2 separate regions of the Mus musculus genome follow, and region 2 is linked to region 1. A link is a loop called in an ENCODE intact Hi-C map of the cell type or tissue named here. Cell type or tissue: gastrocnemius. All regions are shown on one strand. Each heading gives the region's core, and the rest is flanking DNA. Links, peaks and the distances in the headings are about the cores only.

What was found. A loop is a pair of places that touch in the nucleus more often than their neighbours do. Peaks named below come from ENCODE experiments on the same cell type or tissue, not always from the same donor. Only the 100,000 strongest peaks of a DNase experiment are listed, where the experiment ranks them.
Region 2: a loop joins it to region 1, with 15 times the contacts of the local background. A loop is called at or near these places in 7 of 42 quality-filtered maps.

What each region holds. Positions count from the first base shown.
Region 1 is chr19:43,828,454-43,836,997 of GRCm38, reverse strand. It overlaps Abcc2 (ATP-binding cassette, sub-family C (CFTR/MRP), member 2), which reads right to left. Exons shown (of 32, transcript NM_013806.2): 27 at 7,085-7,186; 28 at 6,444-6,587; 29 at 4,795-4,953; 30 at 2,967-3,133; 31 at 220-414. Among named protein-coding and RNA genes, the nearest start is that of Gm10768, 6.1 kb to the left of the region's middle. In gastrocnemius, for the core only: a CTCF peak has its summit at 4,415 (motif pointing left); a DNase peak (open chromatin) is centred at 4,399; H3K4me3 peaks cover 212 bases.
Region 2 is chr19:43,902,538-43,911,081 of GRCm38, reverse strand. Dnmbp (dynamin binding protein) reads left to right here. Exons shown (of 16, transcript NM_028029.4): 3 at 235-357; 4 at 8,024-8,544. Among named protein-coding and RNA genes, the nearest start is that of Gm50217, 14 kb to the left of the region's middle. In gastrocnemius, for the core only: CTCF peaks have their summits at 4,351 (motif pointing left) and 4,905 (motif pointing right); a DNase peak (open chromatin) is centred at 4,894; H3K27ac peaks cover 295 bases.

The DNA of each region.
Region 1 (8,544 bases), core at 87-8,086:
TACAGTTTCTTATTTTATCCTTGGCCCCATTAGCTTTTATTAGCTTGATGTACAATGTTGGCTAAATGTATTAAAACTGTGAGGCCTCAGAGTTCCAAATAACATCGTTAAGCCTCCTGCTGTGGCGTGCCTTTGGGCTTCTAGCTGAAGCTGTGACTGTTGCTCTGGGTTAGGTTCTGCCCCCTCACTAGTCGCTGTCCATGGCGCTCACACACTCACTTGTCACTGTCCATGATGGTGTGCAGCCTGTGTGCGATAGTGATGACCGTGCACTGGGAGAACTCGTTCCGGATGGTCGTCTGAATGAGGCTATCCGTCTCTAGATCCACTGCGGCTGTGGCTTCGTCCAGGACCAGGATTTTGGATTTTCGAAGCACGGCCCTACCCAGGCATAGGAGCTGCCTCTGCCCTATGCTGCAATCAACAGAAGAAGCCTCATATAAGTTCCAAAGACTAGGGTGAAGGCTGTAGCTTGGGGTCAGTTTCATGATTCGATCCAATCTAGATTTCCAAAACGACTTCAAAATCTCCCCATGGCCACCGTTATAGGCAATGTTTTCTAAACGTCCTCAGTAAGAAGACTTACCGGGAATACTTGATTTAAAAAGTTTGTTTCTGGATCTCCTTTAATACAGATTTGGGAACAGCCTAGAGATGTACATTTCTAATAGGCACTCCAGATACTTTCATGTTCAAGCAAGTTTGGAAGACATTGCCCCAGAAACAGTGCTTTTTTTGCATTTGGCAAATGATAGCGGCAGTTGCCAATAACAGGAGCATACGCCGGCAGTGTCTGCCCTGACACCGCTGACATAGGGTGGCACTTCCTAAGGATGCCCCAGTGCCATTTCTTTGTGGCCTTAGCAAATGCATTCATTATTTTAATGTGCAATTCTAGTCTCAGGCTAATTATTTGTTTAAGACTTTCTGCCTTGATTAGAGACGACGCTATCTAATGAGCCTGGTGTCTTGGTGTGAGATGCAATGTATGTGGAATTCAAATATACTTGTAAAATGCAAATAGCTTTAATTTGGTAAAAGTCTATAATGAAAGCTGGACCTCTTGCTTACATAAAGGAGCTCTGGGAAATGATGTGAAGGAAAAATTTGGGAATTTGCTGATTACTCTTGCCTGCTGCGGTCATTAGGGATTGTAATAAACGGGTAGTTAGACTAACGTCCTGTAACTCCTCTGTAAGAACATTTCTGCCAGAGATAGGAAGCCAAACAAAATGAACTCCCAATGTTTGTCTGTAGTGTAAGATCAGGCACCCTGCAGAATCACAACTTAGCCGGGACCAAAGTTCTGCCCGGGTCAACTGTACTTTATGATCACAGTGCCACCTGGGCTTTCTTCTGCTCTCTGGTGCTCACCCCTGTCACTTATCAAAGGTGTTTTAATCTGATTTGTTCCTCCTCTGATATATGCAAGTTCTAATTCCCTAAACCAAGTCTGAAACGCAGGTCTAAAGTAAAAGCCCTAGTAAGAGAGTGAAGTATCTCTTTGCACGGGCAAGACAGGGAATGTCACTGTCACATCCTGACATAATGTCCCCCATGTCGCCCCTGCAGTATTAACAGTGTGGCCATTTATCCCATAAGCCTGCCTCTCCCAATATGTTTTATGTGCTTGGAAATCCAGGGTTGGGTCTGTGAGGTTTGCCTCTGTGTCTCCAGTGCCTGGCACATAGTAGGTATTAATACATATTTACTGACTGCATATTTGAGTGGTCTTTTATATAGGGCTAAACAGCTATTTAAGCCTTGCTGCCCCCTGTATCTGTTGCAAAGGAAAGCAAGACAGATGACATTTGCCACCAAGCCATGCAAGTGTCCCCTGGGTGAAGTCACCGTGGTCCTGGGTCCAGTTGGTTTTGAGGGACAGTCTGGACAGTGGAACTTAAGTTCTCTGGCTGAGTCCCTCAGTCTAGTTGGGGACCAGGGCTTTAAGCAGGCTTCTCAGGTAACAGCGCACAAGCCACCTGGGAACCTTGCTAAGATGTAGGTTCAGACTAGAAGGCACACGGGCTGAGCTTCCGTGTTCATATGAAGCTCCTACGTTTATCCAGAGCTTCCAGGCCATTTGTTTGATCTACTGATGCTTTAGCTGCTGGTGGTCTATGCCTGGCCTTCCACTGTGGAGGTACCTGGGTCAAAAGCAAGAACTGCCCACGAGCCACAGGCTTTGCCTAATGGCTCAGCTTCAGTATGTGAAGGAGAGCCCCAAACTCTCATGGGGAGAAGGCCAGAACCTTGCGTCAACAAATGCACAGTGAAGACCACAAGCCAAGTGTCAGGATATATATATATATTAAGGTAAAAACTATAAACTCAGAGAGTCACTGTTATCAATTTAAGGTGTTTCTGCAATGCCCAAGAGCTTTGCTGGCAGTAAATCTTATCTGTGTCCCTTTAGATTGGAGGTTCTCAAACTGAGATGCCTTTTATAGCCCGAGGGGATCTTCATGTCCCCATGTCCATCCAGTCTGTGTTTCATAACAAATATACCAGATTGGACCAGGGATCCAGCTGTTGCTGCTGAGCCTTGAGACTCTGGTTTCTGTGATTTTTCCACTAAAATGGCACTTGTAAGTTCATGTCATATAATGTCACAGAAAGGGCACATTTCATAACAACATGTGTTCCTGTGCATTTTTAACATCTGCTTTTTTTTTTTTTTTTTTCCGAGACAGGGTGTCTCTGTATAGCTCTGGCTGTCCTGGAACTCACTTTGTAGACCAGGCTGGCCTCGAACTCAGAAATCCTCCTGCCTCTGCCTCCCAAGTGCTGGGATTAAAGGCGTGCACCACCACACCCGGCTTAACATCTGCTTTTATCGCATTTTTACACATTAGGAATTTGATCTACACAGTTATAAATCCCACAATGCCAGATGGTATCTAAGACCAGAACATAAGAAACAACTCCCTCACACCCCCACACAGCCCGTGGAAGAAGTAGCTTACCTCAGGTTGTCACCGCCCTCTGTCACTTCATGGAGCAACCCAAGTTGCAGGCCAGCCACAAAGGATTTGAGATGAGCCAATTCCAGGGCCCTCCAGATCTCCTCATCCGAGTATTTGTTGAAAGGGTCGAGATTCATCCTCAGATTCCCAGAGAACAAAATGGGGTCCTGCAAGTTGGAGAATGGGAAGCCATCAGGGCTTATGTCAGCAAAGGGCTCAGTCATTCTTTGTGGCCAGGAGAACGTGGGTAGGAGTGGTCTGGCATGAACTCTAGGCAGGAAGCTGGCTCACGATTGAGCTTTTGGAAGCCTCTGAAGGCCCCGAGTACCTGCAACCGGAACACTAAACGGGGTGGGGGGTGGGGGTGCGGTGGTCCTTGGTTTGCACCTGCTTCGTTCCGTTCTGGGACCCACTTGTAGACATCCAGATGAAAAGACCATCATTTCCTGAAACAAAGCCTCCTGGCTTAGGACAAGGGAGACCAAGAGACATAGAAAGAGATTGTGTAGTCATCTGAGAAACTCTTATGTTTTGAAGAGGCCACAGAGAACAATGCACTAAACTAAGAAAACCCGGGGCCTGACAAGATATTCTCACGCACAAGCCCGAGTTTGAGTACCCAGCATCCCGCAGAAAGTGGAGCCTATGTGCTCACGCTGAGAGGGAGAGAGAAGCAGAGACTAGAGGCTGTCCGGAGATACCCACCACTGAGCTAGTCAAAACAAAACCTTTAAAAGGCCAAAGACAAAAATCCTCCTGAGGGGCTTGTGGTTAAAAGCACTTGCTACTTAGTATTCTTGCAGAGGATCCAGATTCAGTTCCTAGCACCCACACGGCAGCTTACAACACTCCTTAACACATGATCTTAATGCCAGGCTTCTGTGAGAGCCAGGTCCAAATGCTCTTAGATACACACAGGCAAAACACTCATAGCACATAAAATAAAACATCTTAAAACAACAGCAACAGCAGCAGCAGCAGCAGCAAATCCCAAAACGGCGAGCTACAGGTTCCTCGAGAGACCTTGTCTCAGTGGAATAGAGGGGAGAGTGACAGAGAGGGCATCTAATGTCACATTGTACTAAGCAACATTAAACCCTCCACAGGCACCAGGCCACAGTGCAGAGGGAGCGATGGTTCTCCGCCTCCTGTGAGTGGAGAGGTCTCTGTGGCAATTCTTAACTCGGTGGGGTCCATAGAGCAAGCCAAAGGGAGGTCTTTCTTGCTGATACGATGAATGTTCCGCTTGCTGGCAAAAACCCGCAGCAAATTCCCTCCTCTATCTTTTAGCCGCATCAAATGAGGAGTATAAAGCTTAATGACTTCAAGCTTCGGCGGCAAAATTGCTACTGCTAATTACAAAGGTCTCAGCAAACCCTGATGGGCTAACAGAAACGCCAACTAATCATCTGCTCTATCCGAGTGCTGGCGCGTTGCTGCCACCTACTGGTAGCTTCTAGCAGCCACCGGTCACATGCAAAATACAGAACTTTTTAGTCGAGAAACAGAATCTCGGGGAATTCGTCTGGAATCGTGGTATGAAGATGAATCTTGATAGTCAACTTTTGGGAGAGAGTGTCTATATTTGACACTTGGAGAGTGCAGACACAGTAGGACCAGCCGTCCCACATGCCTACTGCTATGCCTTACCACCAAGAACTGTGCCCCTTCTCAGTGAGCCGAATTAACCCTTCCTCCTGTAAGTTGTTTCTTGACAGGTACAATGACAAGAAAACTAAGCAATACAACTGCCAGAGTTGTTTTTGTAATTGAATGCATGTCAGTGTTTCCCCACTGCGTGTGCCCAAGTAAATCCTCGTTAACTAACCTGGGGAATGATGGTCAGTCTCCCTCGAAGGTCGTGCAGTCCAATGGAGGCAATATCAATCCCATCAATGATGATCTGGCCACCTGCAGACTCTAAGATTCTGAAGAGGCAGTTTGTGAGGGATGATTTTCCAGCTCCGGTCCTGCCCACCACACCGACCTGTGAATATAGTTCATTTACATCGACTTCAACATGCAATTCTCGGAGGAAAAAAAATTTAGCCTATGTATTCACAATCGCACGTGATAAAAAGAACCCCATACCAAATATATCAAATGGCTTTTAGTTTTGGTGAGAGGGAAAAAATGCCCAGATGTCAAGAAAAAAAATGGCTCTCCCATACTCCGCCTGAGTTGTGTGCTGAAGACCGTGACCGCTGGAAATAGACAAACCCTCTTCTCCATTGTTGTCACCGCCAATCTTGACAGTCATAGCTTATTCCCTTTTTAAAAAAGATTTCATTTAAAAAGTAGACAGAGGGCTGGAGAGATGGCTCAGTGGTTAAGAGCACTGATTGCTCTTCCAAAGGTCCTGAGTTCAATTCCCAGCAACCACATGGTGGTTCACAACCATCTGTAATAGGATCTGATGTCCCATTCTGGTGTGTCTGAAGACAGTGACAGGGTACTCACACACATAAAATAAATATCTTTTTTTTTTTTTAAGTAGACAGAAAGGAACTTTGGGATGGCTCCGTAGGTGATGGCATTCGCTGCTAAGCCAAATGACCCGAGTTCAACCCTTGGAACCCACACGGTGGAACAAGTTGTTCTGTGTCCTTCACACATGCATGTGCACACCCACAAAATAAATAAAAATGTAATAATTTATTTTGTATTACCTCTCTTGTCTTCTGAGAGTATAATTACATTTCTCCCCGTCCTTTCTCCCCTCCAAGCCTCCCACACACACCCTTCTTTATTATCTCTCAAATCCATTGTCTCTTTTCTCATTAACTGTTGCTACACGCATATATGTAATGCACATATTCACATGAATACACAGACGTACATCCCTAAGCGTGAGCTGCGTGGTCTGTGTAACGCCGCGTGTATGTACGTTTTCAGGGACGGACATCTGCCGTGTGCTTCCTTGGGGATGGCTAACTCTCCAGCTCTAAACTGCGGAGCACTTCATGGATCTGTGTGTCCCCTTCCTTGCTCGGGGGCCATGCTAATCTGCCCATGATGCTCTGATTTGAGTATCTGAGCTGCCAAAGGGAGAACTGGGTTGTTTGTTTTGACTTTTAGTAGCGGGAAGGAAAGACTTGTCACCAGATGAGCCTTGGGTCACCCCTGGTCCTCAGCCCCCTTGCCCAGGTTGATTAATTGATGGATAGCTTTGCTCCATTAGACCTGTAAGAGTGTACTCAACTTCAAAGACCAGAACACTAGACTCTCTCCTGCTTAGGCTCAGCAGTTCTGCGTCCAGGTCTGAGACTTCACACCTTAAGCCCGCACAGGAAATGAGCCCCAGTGGGCTGGCAGGGAGGCAGGATCCAGCCCTCCGGGTGGGTCCCTTCTGCGTTCCCAGAGTACAGGAAGAATCCCCATTCTCTCCCTGCACCCAAACGGCGAAGGCCTGGGACCCTCCTTCTGTGCCCGGCTATTCCCTGAGTCCTCCCAAGCAGAGCCGTCTTTCTCACCCACCTTCTCGGTGCTCTTGATGTTACAAGTAATCCCTTTCAGGACCAGATCCAGCTCCGGCCGATACCGCACTTGATAGTTGTTGAACTGGATCTCACCTTTTTTGGGCCAATCTGCCGGAGGCTTCTTGTCGGTCACCCACGGCGCCTGGCAAGGGGAAAGGATGAGAAACGCTGGACGTGGTAAGCAGTCCAGCCAACAGCTGCCGTGGGACTCATAGCATTTGACAGAAGGGTAGCGGGGACCTCTACCTGAGTGGACTGGGCTTTTCTGACTTTATTCAATAAGATACCCTACAAGGTTGCTCTATGGGTTTCTAGAACGGCACCACCATTTAGGAAAACTGTTTCCTCCTCTTACATTTGAAGAAATTAAGTCCTTTGGGTTAGAGCATGTGAGACTTGAAAGTTGTTCTTTAAAGCTAAAGATGCAGCTGGGCGGTGGTGGCCCTCGCCTTTAATCCCAGCACTCGGGAGGCAGAGGCAGGCAGATTTCTGAGTTCTAAGCCAGCCTGGTCTACAAAGTGAGTTCCAGGACAGCCAGGGCTATACAGAGAAACCCTGTCTCGAAAAACCAAAAAAAAGGTAAAGATGCCCTCTTGAGAGCGTGTTGGGGACCTCCGCCCGAGTTTCGATAACTCTCACCTCATTATCCACATTTATGTATTCATTTATTCGCTCAACAGCCACGATGTTGGTCTCTACTTCTGACGTCATCCTCACTAGCCAGTTCAGGGTTTGTGTGATCTATAGAAGAAAAAAAATTATATCAAGCATACACCACAACACACACATATACACATACCACACACAACATACACACACACATACCACACGCATATACACACACATACTACACACAACACACACATATACACACACCATACACACACATAATACCATACAACACACACACACATATACATATTCAGGTTCAGAAACCACCTCAGTTAGTTAGTTATACCACAAGGTTAACTGAGCAGTTAATTTATATTCAAGGGCTGTGGTGATATAAAAAGGGTAATTCTTTTTTAATTCTTATTTTCTTAGCATAGAAATAAGACCAGTACACTGATTGGCTGGGTAACAATTGAATACTCAACTGTGTGGTGCTCACATGAAGGGCAATATGAACTCTGAATCGTTCAGGGGTAAAGCTTGGGTGAAAGAGGTTGGCTCTTGGTGAACTGGTACGAGAGTTCAGGTCTCCTGCCTGCAAACCTAGTGTATTTGTAGAATTGTAGATGGTACTCTACAAATGGGGGATACCATGAGAAAAGAATCGGGGAACAAGCAGACTTTCAAGCAAGCTGCTGTCTCTCTCTTAGTCATCAAGGTTGGGTCTCCATATGGTCCCTTGTCCTCCCTGGGTCTAGATGTCTCCCAGCCACCACACGGATGTGTTTAACCACATGGTGCAGGCCAGTCTGCAGTACTAGGATTACTCAGACATGAGCTTTTTCAAGAAGGCATTGAGAGCTTGCACATATCACAGGAGTTTTGTGGAGTGAAGGAGAGCTGAGAGAGAGAGAGACAGCCACACACCCCAGACCAGGCCATGAAGACTAAGAGTGGCAACTTTGTGTAGGATGAACCATGTATAATTGCTGACACTTGAATATTTAATCTTGGTTCAATCTAACGGTGTCCTACTCTGCCTTGACTGTCTTGAGGGATAAATAAAATGGCAAAAAAAACCAAGTGACTCTGGGGTGCCCTCTCATAAGCCTCCTTGAGCTTCATTAATCTCTTTTGTGTTTGTTTTTATTTTTGTTTTTGTTTTCTGAGACAGAGTTTCTCTGTGTAGCCCTGGCTGTCCTGGAACTCACTCTGTAGACCAGGCTGGCCTCAAACCCACAGACACCCACCTGCCTCTGCCTCCTGAGTGCCGGGACTAAAGACGTGCATCATCCCCTGCCTGCTGAGCCTCACTAATTTCTAATGTCAACAGTGCAGTATAAGCACATGAAATATAAGGTACTTGGAAGAGCTGCATAGTGAGATGGCGTAATGTCCAAAGTAGCTAAGGTGGTGCTAAGCCACAGTCTCACACGCTGGGATGTAAAATGTCAGCCTTTAGCCCCCAAGTGTCCTGCAGTGCCGTA
Region 2 (8,544 bases), core at 222-8,221, 74 kb before region 1:
CCCTCTGAATCAGCTCACTGGCCCAATAAATGATTTTAAATTGTATTCTCTGTGTTCTACAGACATCTGGTTTTGTACCTTACACTTTTTTCTACAGTAAATTCTCTAATTATTAGCATTAAGTCAGTTTTCGACTCAGGATTTGTAAATGGACTCAGAAAAGAAGTGGTCCTTGTACTCGGGCTGCGATGAAAAGAACACTCTGTGTGTAACTGGTGTGCTTCCATTTCTCAGGACAGTTCCCCAGCAGTTTTGTGGAGATCGTGACAATTCCCAGTCTGAAAGAGGGCGAGAGGCTGTTTGTCTGCATCTGCGAATTCGTATCTCGAGAGCTGAACAGTCTTTCCCTCCATCGGGGTAAGCAAAGCTTCGGAGGTTTGCAGAACCTTGCAAACGGGAGGCTTTTAAAATGTTCACTCACACCGGGCAGTTCTCTCTGCAAAGTCCTCCACACTGACATGAGGGGATGAGGGTGAGGCCTTACGCTAGGAGCGTGTGATAACTTTCATGGTTACACATTCTTATATTGTTTTAGATTTTATGTTTTTGAGACAGAGCCTCACTATATATCCCTGGCTTGGGACTTCATCTGTAGACCAGGCTGGCCTCAAACTCACAGGGATCCATCTGCTTCTGACTCCTGAATGCTGGGATTAAAGGCGTGAGCCATTGGGCCAACTTATCTTTATTTTTAAGTGTGTGTGTGTGTGTGAGAGAGAGAGAGAGAGAGATGGGGGGATATGAATATGTGCACATGAGCGGCAGGTACCTGGGGAGGTGACAAGAAAACATAAGCCTCTCTGGTGCCGGAGTTATAGGTGGTTGGGAGTTGCCTGACATATATGAACTGCTGCCCTCTGAATAAGAGAATATGCTTTTAACTGCTGAGCCATCTCTTCAGTCTTATCTGACCTTCAACACTAAGAGTGTTAGTAACTGTACATTATACATAATAGCATAGTTTGAAAGCTATTGCAAACTATTATTTCTACAGGTAAGAAGTGAGGCCTCAGGATAGCGACTCGTCGCTGTGGCCTTGTCCAGTGTCACCTTTTTACTCTTCCACGCTGTAGACACTTTAGACAGTGCTAATCTCTTCCCCATGTACGATTTTGCCAATGTGTTGCTACCTACTAATGTACAACAGGGAAACGGTCATTTTGACAAACGAGAGAAATGCAAGAGTGCCTGTTACTGTGCTTCCATTGGACAACGTAAAGTTCTCACGAGAACCAGTTTAGACAGGTGGTGCTAGCCCCTCCCCAGGATGAGTCAGGTATTTCTCGAAGTGTACCCCAGTAGGCGTACACTCCCAAAGATGGACAGGAACCTACTTCCATGCACCCACGTGGTTAAGAGACCAGGAGTGCTGCAGACTGAGGAGGCTTGCGATCCAGACTCAGTCATCATATCAAAGTCGAAGGGCTGACAAGCTGGGTTGTTTGTGTTGCAACTGTTCTTCATATGACATTGAAGGCAGAGGTCACACACACACACACACATACACACATACACACAGAGACAGAGACACAGAGACTTAGAGACAGAGACAGAGAGGGGAACCGAGACCTAGCAAACTTCTCTAACCCTTAGTCAATAAGAGGAAAAGAATACTGGAATTTTTTCTCATGTTCCTCCTCAATGTCGTGGGAGTTTCCTGCATGTCAGCCTGTACTCAGTCTCCCCTCTGGTAGGAAGTCAGTGTAGACTGTGAGATTAGAGCAGGGTCTTTGTCCTCGCTTATAGCTAGCCCAGCAGCAGTCGGGAGTCCAGGGCAAGCTTCCCCAGGTAGGATGGACAAAGGGCAAAGGCCTCTTGGCATCTCTGCAGACCATGTACAGAAGACAGCGTGGCTGCCTTGTCTGTCTGTCTGTCTGTACATATGTAAGTATGTATGTATGTATGTATGTATGTATGTATGTATGTTTCAGGGTTGGAGGTTGAACCCGGGGCCATGAACACACTAGTCAGTGACACCAGCTCTCAGCCACCCAGTCGCATCTCCAGCTCCAGAGTGGACACTGTCTGTCCTAATCCTGGCTCCTAGTGAAAACAGACATGCACACACAGTGCCTGTGACACTCAGAAGAGGACATCAGCTCCACTGGTCGGAAGTCACAGGTGGCTGTGGGTCACTGTGCGTGGACGCTGGGAACTGAACTCTGATTCTCTGCATGGCAAGCAAAAGCTCTTAGCTGCTGAGGTTTTTGTCCGGCCCTGAATCTGTAATCTTATGTTTTTGGTTGTGAGCCTAGCCTTTAATGGCTGAGCCATCTCTCCAGCCCTGAATCTGTAATCTTAATTAACAAACAAACACTATGCACAGTGTTCTGCCCGTGTGCGCCATGTGCATGCTTGGTGCCTACAGAAGCCAGGGAGGACATAGGATTCCCTGGAACTGGAGTTAGAAATGTTGTGTGCTGCCACATGGGTACTGGGAACCAAATTCTGGTCCTCTTCTGGAGTAGGACATGATCTTAACTGCTGAGTCCATGAATCTGTGGGCCTTAACTTGACTCCCTGTGATCTGTTAAACCCAAAGAGCTTAACATGGAGTCCAGAAGAATGAGATGCTGGGATGAGAGTCCACAGGAGAGAGGAGAGGATGCTGGGATGAGAGTCCACAGGAGAGAGGAGAGGATGCTGGGATGAGAGTCCACAGGAGAGAGGAGAGGATGCTGGGATGAGAGTCCACAGGAGAGAGGAGAGGATGCTGGGATGAGAGTCCACAGGAGAGAGGAGAGGATGCTGGGATGAGGGTCCTCAGGAGAGAGGAGAGGATGCTGGGATGGGATGCTGGGATGAGAGTCCACAGGAGAGAGGAGAGGATGCTGGGATGAGAGTCCACGGGAGAGAGGAGAGGATGCTGGGATGAGAGTCCACAGGAGAGAGGAGAGGATGCTGGCATGAGAGTCCACAGGAGAGAGGAGAGGACACTGGGATGATAGTCCACAGGAGAGAGGAGAGGATGCTGGGATGAGGGTCCACAGGAGAGAGGAGAGGATGCTGGGATGAGGGTCCACAGGAGAGAGGACTAGAAAGAGATGAGCTAACTCTCAGGGCTTTCTCCCCACACCTGGCATGTCTCATGGTTTGACATGGCTTCTGGTTTGAATAAGTCAAGCTTTCTTGATGAAGAGGTTGAGTTGTATCTTGTCCCTTTCTGTGAAGCTTGGCACACTGAAATTATGTTTAATTCCTTTTGTTTCTTTATATCTTACATCAGTAAGAATTAATTTTGCTATTTGGAGACAACATTACTACAGAATGAAGTATTGCTTCAGACTGCACACAGCTTATCAGATGTAAGTCCAAGGTTCCCTGATTTTCAAGTCTAGGCCTTGAGACAGTCCTGCCACTTCATTAGATGGAAAGTAAATTTGCATGAGACCAGCTCATAGCGGAATATGCATTCCTTTAGCCCTGTGCTCTATGGTTGTTAATCCAGATCCCTGGGGGCTTTTGATCTGTCCCTAGGAACCTTCACTGTAGCTGTCTTAAGGTTTCTACTGCTGTGATAAACACCGTGACTGAAAAGCAAGTTGAGGGGGAAGAGCTTTCATAAAAAAAAAAATCCAGGACCAAAAAAAAAAACCAGGACCTCCAGCCCAGGAATAGCCCCACCCACAATACGCTGGGCCCGCCTCCTTCAATCACTAATTAAGAAAATGTCTTACAGCCAGGTCTTCAGGAGGCATCTTCTCAGTTGAGGTTCCCTCCCTTCAGATAACGCTAGTTTGCATGCCAAGCTGACTCAAGCCCAGCCAGCACTGTATGGTGTAGCTTCTCCTCCGTGTGTACAAAACTGCTGATGAATGGATCAGAAGGAGATCTGGACACTTTTCAGAGTATTGGGGGGGGGCTGGTGAGATGGCTCAGTGGGTAAGAGCACCGACTGCTCTTCCGAAGGTCCCGAGTTCAAATCCCAGCAACCACATGGTGGCTCACAACCATCTGTAATGAGATCTGACGTCCTCTTCTGGTGTGTCTGAAGACAGCTACAATGTACTTACATATAACAATAAATAAATCTTTTTTTTTTTTAAGAGTATAGTTTGGTTGGTAGTCTGCTTGACTAACATCCACAAAGCCCCGGGTTCAGTGTTAACTAGCCCAGCATTCAGGAGATAGAGGCAGAAAGATCTGAAGCTCAGTTGTCTTCAGCTACACGGCCAGCCTGGGCTACATGAGAGCCATTTTGTGCCTTTTTAGTTGTTAAGTTACCTTTAAGAATTATCATTAAGATTATGAAGAGCAGCTGGAGAGATGGATGGCTCAGAAGTCAAGAGCACCGGCTGCTTTTCCAGCGGATCCAGGCTCAATTTCAAACAATGCCATGGAGGCCCACAATCATCTGTATCTCCAACTCTAGAGGATCTAGCTCCCTCTTCTGGCCTCTTTGGGACTGCACACCTAGGGTGCACAGACAACCATGCAAGCAACACAGCCATACACACAAACGAAAATTGCCAAAAGAGAAAACTATGTGTGTGTGTGTGTGTGTGTGCTTGCTTGCGTGCATGCAAACACGCGCATGATTTGTGTTTGTGTTATGAGTAGTGTTAAAAAGTGGGTAACCTAGCCTAGACGATAGATTGCTGATGGTCCTACATCTAAATCCATTGTTGCCACGCGCTGGGCAGTAGTTGTGATGTTGGACTAGTTATTTGCGACTTTCAGACCCAGTTTCCTTGCGTAACAGTTGGAGGTGATGACTTCCATATGTCAGGGTGGCTGTTAGGATTGCTGGGGTTGTAGTGTGAACCAGGCAAAGAGAAGCTCTGTGGCTCCTCGGTTGTGATGTGCCCCGGCCTGGCCTGTTCACACTCTAGGAGGGTTTGTGCTGGATGCCTCCCTCAGAGTGTCCTGGAATTGAGGTCATCAGTGACTCTTCCAGCAGGTGTCACCCTTGCCCCCTTCCCCGAGGCCAAGCAATTGCTTCCGATTCAGAAACAAAACAGTCTTCTAGAAGGAAGACTCAGTATGAGTGGCTAGTCACCCACTGTCCAAAAAGTCAAAACTAGAGAACAAAAAGTGAAGGAAAAAAGAAAAGAGGAAAGGAAAGGAAAAGGGAAGGAAAAAAGAATACCGGAAGCAAAAGAGAAAAAGATCAGGAGAGTAAAAATAACAAAGGACTACATATTATGGGATACCACACATCATTCCTCCTCCTATAAGAGAATGTATTAATCCTTAGATTCTCCAGAAAAACCAACTCCACCATTTTGGGTCTTTGATCAGGACCATGTTAGAATTTCCCAGCTGGAATGTCATCCTGCTGAGTGTGGCAGGGGCTTGTAAGGACAAACCTGTAGGCCACCGTAGTTACCAAGAACTACAATTACTGGGTATCCTCCGGTCCGAAAGGATTAGCCAGGACTCCACGGGAGTAGCTTGTTTGACTAATTAAAACAAGAGATTTTTAAAAAAATAAAAAACAAACCACCCCAGGAACAGTTAGGCCTATAAAATAAAGGCAGTTACCAGGTATGGGGGAAAAACAATCAAAAATGTAAGGTGGGGAGTGCCCGGACTGAAGTAACTAAGTCATCTAACTTGTGTGTTGGGGGTGGGGAGCTGGGCGTTGTCTTGTCTTGTTTTGAAAGTCCACCTTTATTATCTGCGAATCACGAATCACTCTCTGAGTGACTGGCTGCCCGGAAGTGAAGCTCATCCAAACGGCTCATTTGGAATAGAGAGGAGAACAACCCTATTGTCCGGGCTCATGGAGCTCTGGCCAAACAGACAGCTCTGCGAGAAGTGAGCGAGGCATTCAAAGCTGGCTGAGTGGGAGTTATGGCATGCTTTGATTCTCCTATTCACCAAGAGACCCATTGTGTCTGGGCAGTCATGTCACCAGTGACTTTCCTCTGTGGTCTGGCTGGCAGGCCTTAGGGCCCTGAGAGGGGACACTTGTAATTCTCAGGACCCAAGGCTTTGGCTGGGGTGGATGTGGGTTCATAAATTAAGGACTACAGAATTATGGGGGGCAGGACAATAAAAAGAAGTGGAAAATATTCGAGGTGTCAGCCACTAAGTGTAAACTGTTGTGTCGGGTGCTGTGCACTGTGGAGATAGAAACGCCAGGATTGAAGGGACAAGTGGGGGGTCTCACTGGTAGACCACAGGGGGTCCCCAAGCTGATATGATCTCCTAACACATTTTAAGGAAGACTGCTGAGGTTTCAAATGAGACAGAAGCAATAGTAAAGATTTGGGGTGTTCAGCAGGGTATGGTGGTACATGCTTTTAATGCAGGCACTTGGAAGGCTGAGGCAGGAGGATTGGAAGTTTGAGACCAGTCTGGAATATCCTGTCTCAAAGGCAAAACAAAAAAACAAAAAAAAAAAACAAAAAAAAAACAAAAAACAAAAAAAACAAAAAAAAAACCCTCTTGTGTGAGCGTGTGTCTCATGGGTGAGATCGTGATGGGTTGTTAGAGAGCAGAAACTGGATGAAACCTGAGCCACGCTCGGATGCGGCAAAGACAGAGTAGGCCGTTGGCGCCCTTGTGAAGGAACTTATTCAGAGTGTGTACAGAGCAAACATGTTTTATTGATCTCAGTTGATAAGGATAGGGCTGTTCCTAGCACCTGGGAGTCTGAGGCAGGAGAATTGGCACAAGTTTCAGGCCAGCCCATGCACTGGATTGAGACCCTATCTCAGAAAACAGAGACGGGTTATTAGAAAAGAAGTTGGTGAGCAGTCGGCCGTCATGTTTCATGACTAAGGCTTGAGAAAAGGGACGAGGTAAAAATATATTGGCCCACTTATAATTTGATAGGCTGGAAGAAATGTTTGGGATAAAATTTCAAAGAGAAGTCAGTGGGGATGAGGCCAGGTTAGGGTATTAGCAATGAGAATTAATAAGCGGAAGACATGTTTTGAGAGAAGAAACTAGAGGAAGCAAGGACATTATCAATGGGAGCCAGTGTTAGATGCAGGAGGATGAGATGAACCTGGGAGTGGAGGTCAAAGAATAGACAGATGGATGCCGAGCGCTCGCTGTTCAAAGGCGACCGACATCTCAGACTCTAAGGGCACAAAAGAGAAGTGTGCCCGTCGCTAGCTATCTCGCTTACATGCACTTAGGGAGGAAGTACCCATAAATGTCCTTAAAAGAAATCAAGAACAGTGCTGAGAGGTGACTGAGAGTTGAAGGCACTGGCTGTTCCCGCAGAGGCCCTGGGTTCAAGTCCCAGCATCTACTAGTGACTCACAAGCACCTTCTCGTTCCAAAAGATCTGACTCCCTCTGCTTCTTCTCAGGCACTGCATGCATCTGGTGCCCTGACATACATGCAGGCAAACAGCCATGCATATACAGTGCATCTCTCTTAAAGGCCCAGGAGCATATAAAAACAAGGACAGAACAGCTAGCCCACTCTCCAGTGTGTTTGGCTGGAAACCATGAGCTGCTGCCCCAGTCTGTCTGTCTGTCTTACTGTTTGCTGCTGTTCTACATCCCCCCAAGCAGCTCAAAACAGAGAGTTGACCCAATCACTGGCCGGGGGGTGGGAGGGGAGCGAAAAGGACGATTAAAATTAGTAATCCACAAAATGAGTACCCATAGTCATATAATCCAGCGTTGGTTATAAAGCAATTGATTATAGAACCTTGGGATGCGCTTTTAAAACTGGTAAATCTAAACACTAGGACAAATGTAACTGTTGGGTTATGTTTTGAGATATTGGTTATTTAAAGAGCTGGTTACTGGTTACTGGTTACTGGCTACTGGTTACTGGTTACTGGCTACTGACTCGGCGGGTGAAGGTACTTGCTGCCCACCCAGCAATCTGAGCTCTATCTCCAGGATCCAGGTGGTGGAAGGAGAGATTCATCTCAAATATGCATGCAATCCTAGCAACTGAGGATGCCTGCCGAGACAGGAGAGCTGTGGTGACAGCCTGGGCCACAGCGCACACAGTCCTTCCTGTCCCAACAACAGCCAAGAGTGCCCAATTGCTATGAAGTTGGTCCCTGGGGCTCTGGCCAAGGTCCTGACTTTTGCTTCTCTTTCTCCAGGAGACCTGGTGATTCTCGACGACAGCGCTCCCACTGCAGGATGGCTGCAGGGCCGAAGCTGCTGGGGCGCTTGGGGCTTCTTCCCATCCTCCTGTGTCCAGGAGCTCTGCCTCTCCTCTCGGAGCCGACGCTGGCACGCACAGAGTGCGTTGCTTCAGGCCCCAGAGTACTCCCTGGGACAAGCACGGGCCCTCATGGGCCTTTCTGCCCAGTTGGACGAGGAGTTGGATTTCAGGGAAGGAGACCTGATCACCATTATCGGGGTTCCTGAGCCGGGCTGGTTTGAGGGAGAGTTAGAGGGTCGGAGGGGCATTTTCCCAGAAGGTTTTGTAGAGCTGCTGGGGCCCCTAAGGACTGTGGATGAGTCCGTAAACTCCAGAAGTGGAGATGACTCCGCTGTCAACGGTGAGGTGGATGTCCCTCCAGAAGAAGCAGAGAGTGGAGGCGACGAGGACGACCAGCAGTCGGGGACCTATGGAATCGCCCTCTACAGATTCCAAGCCCTGGAGACGAATGAGTTG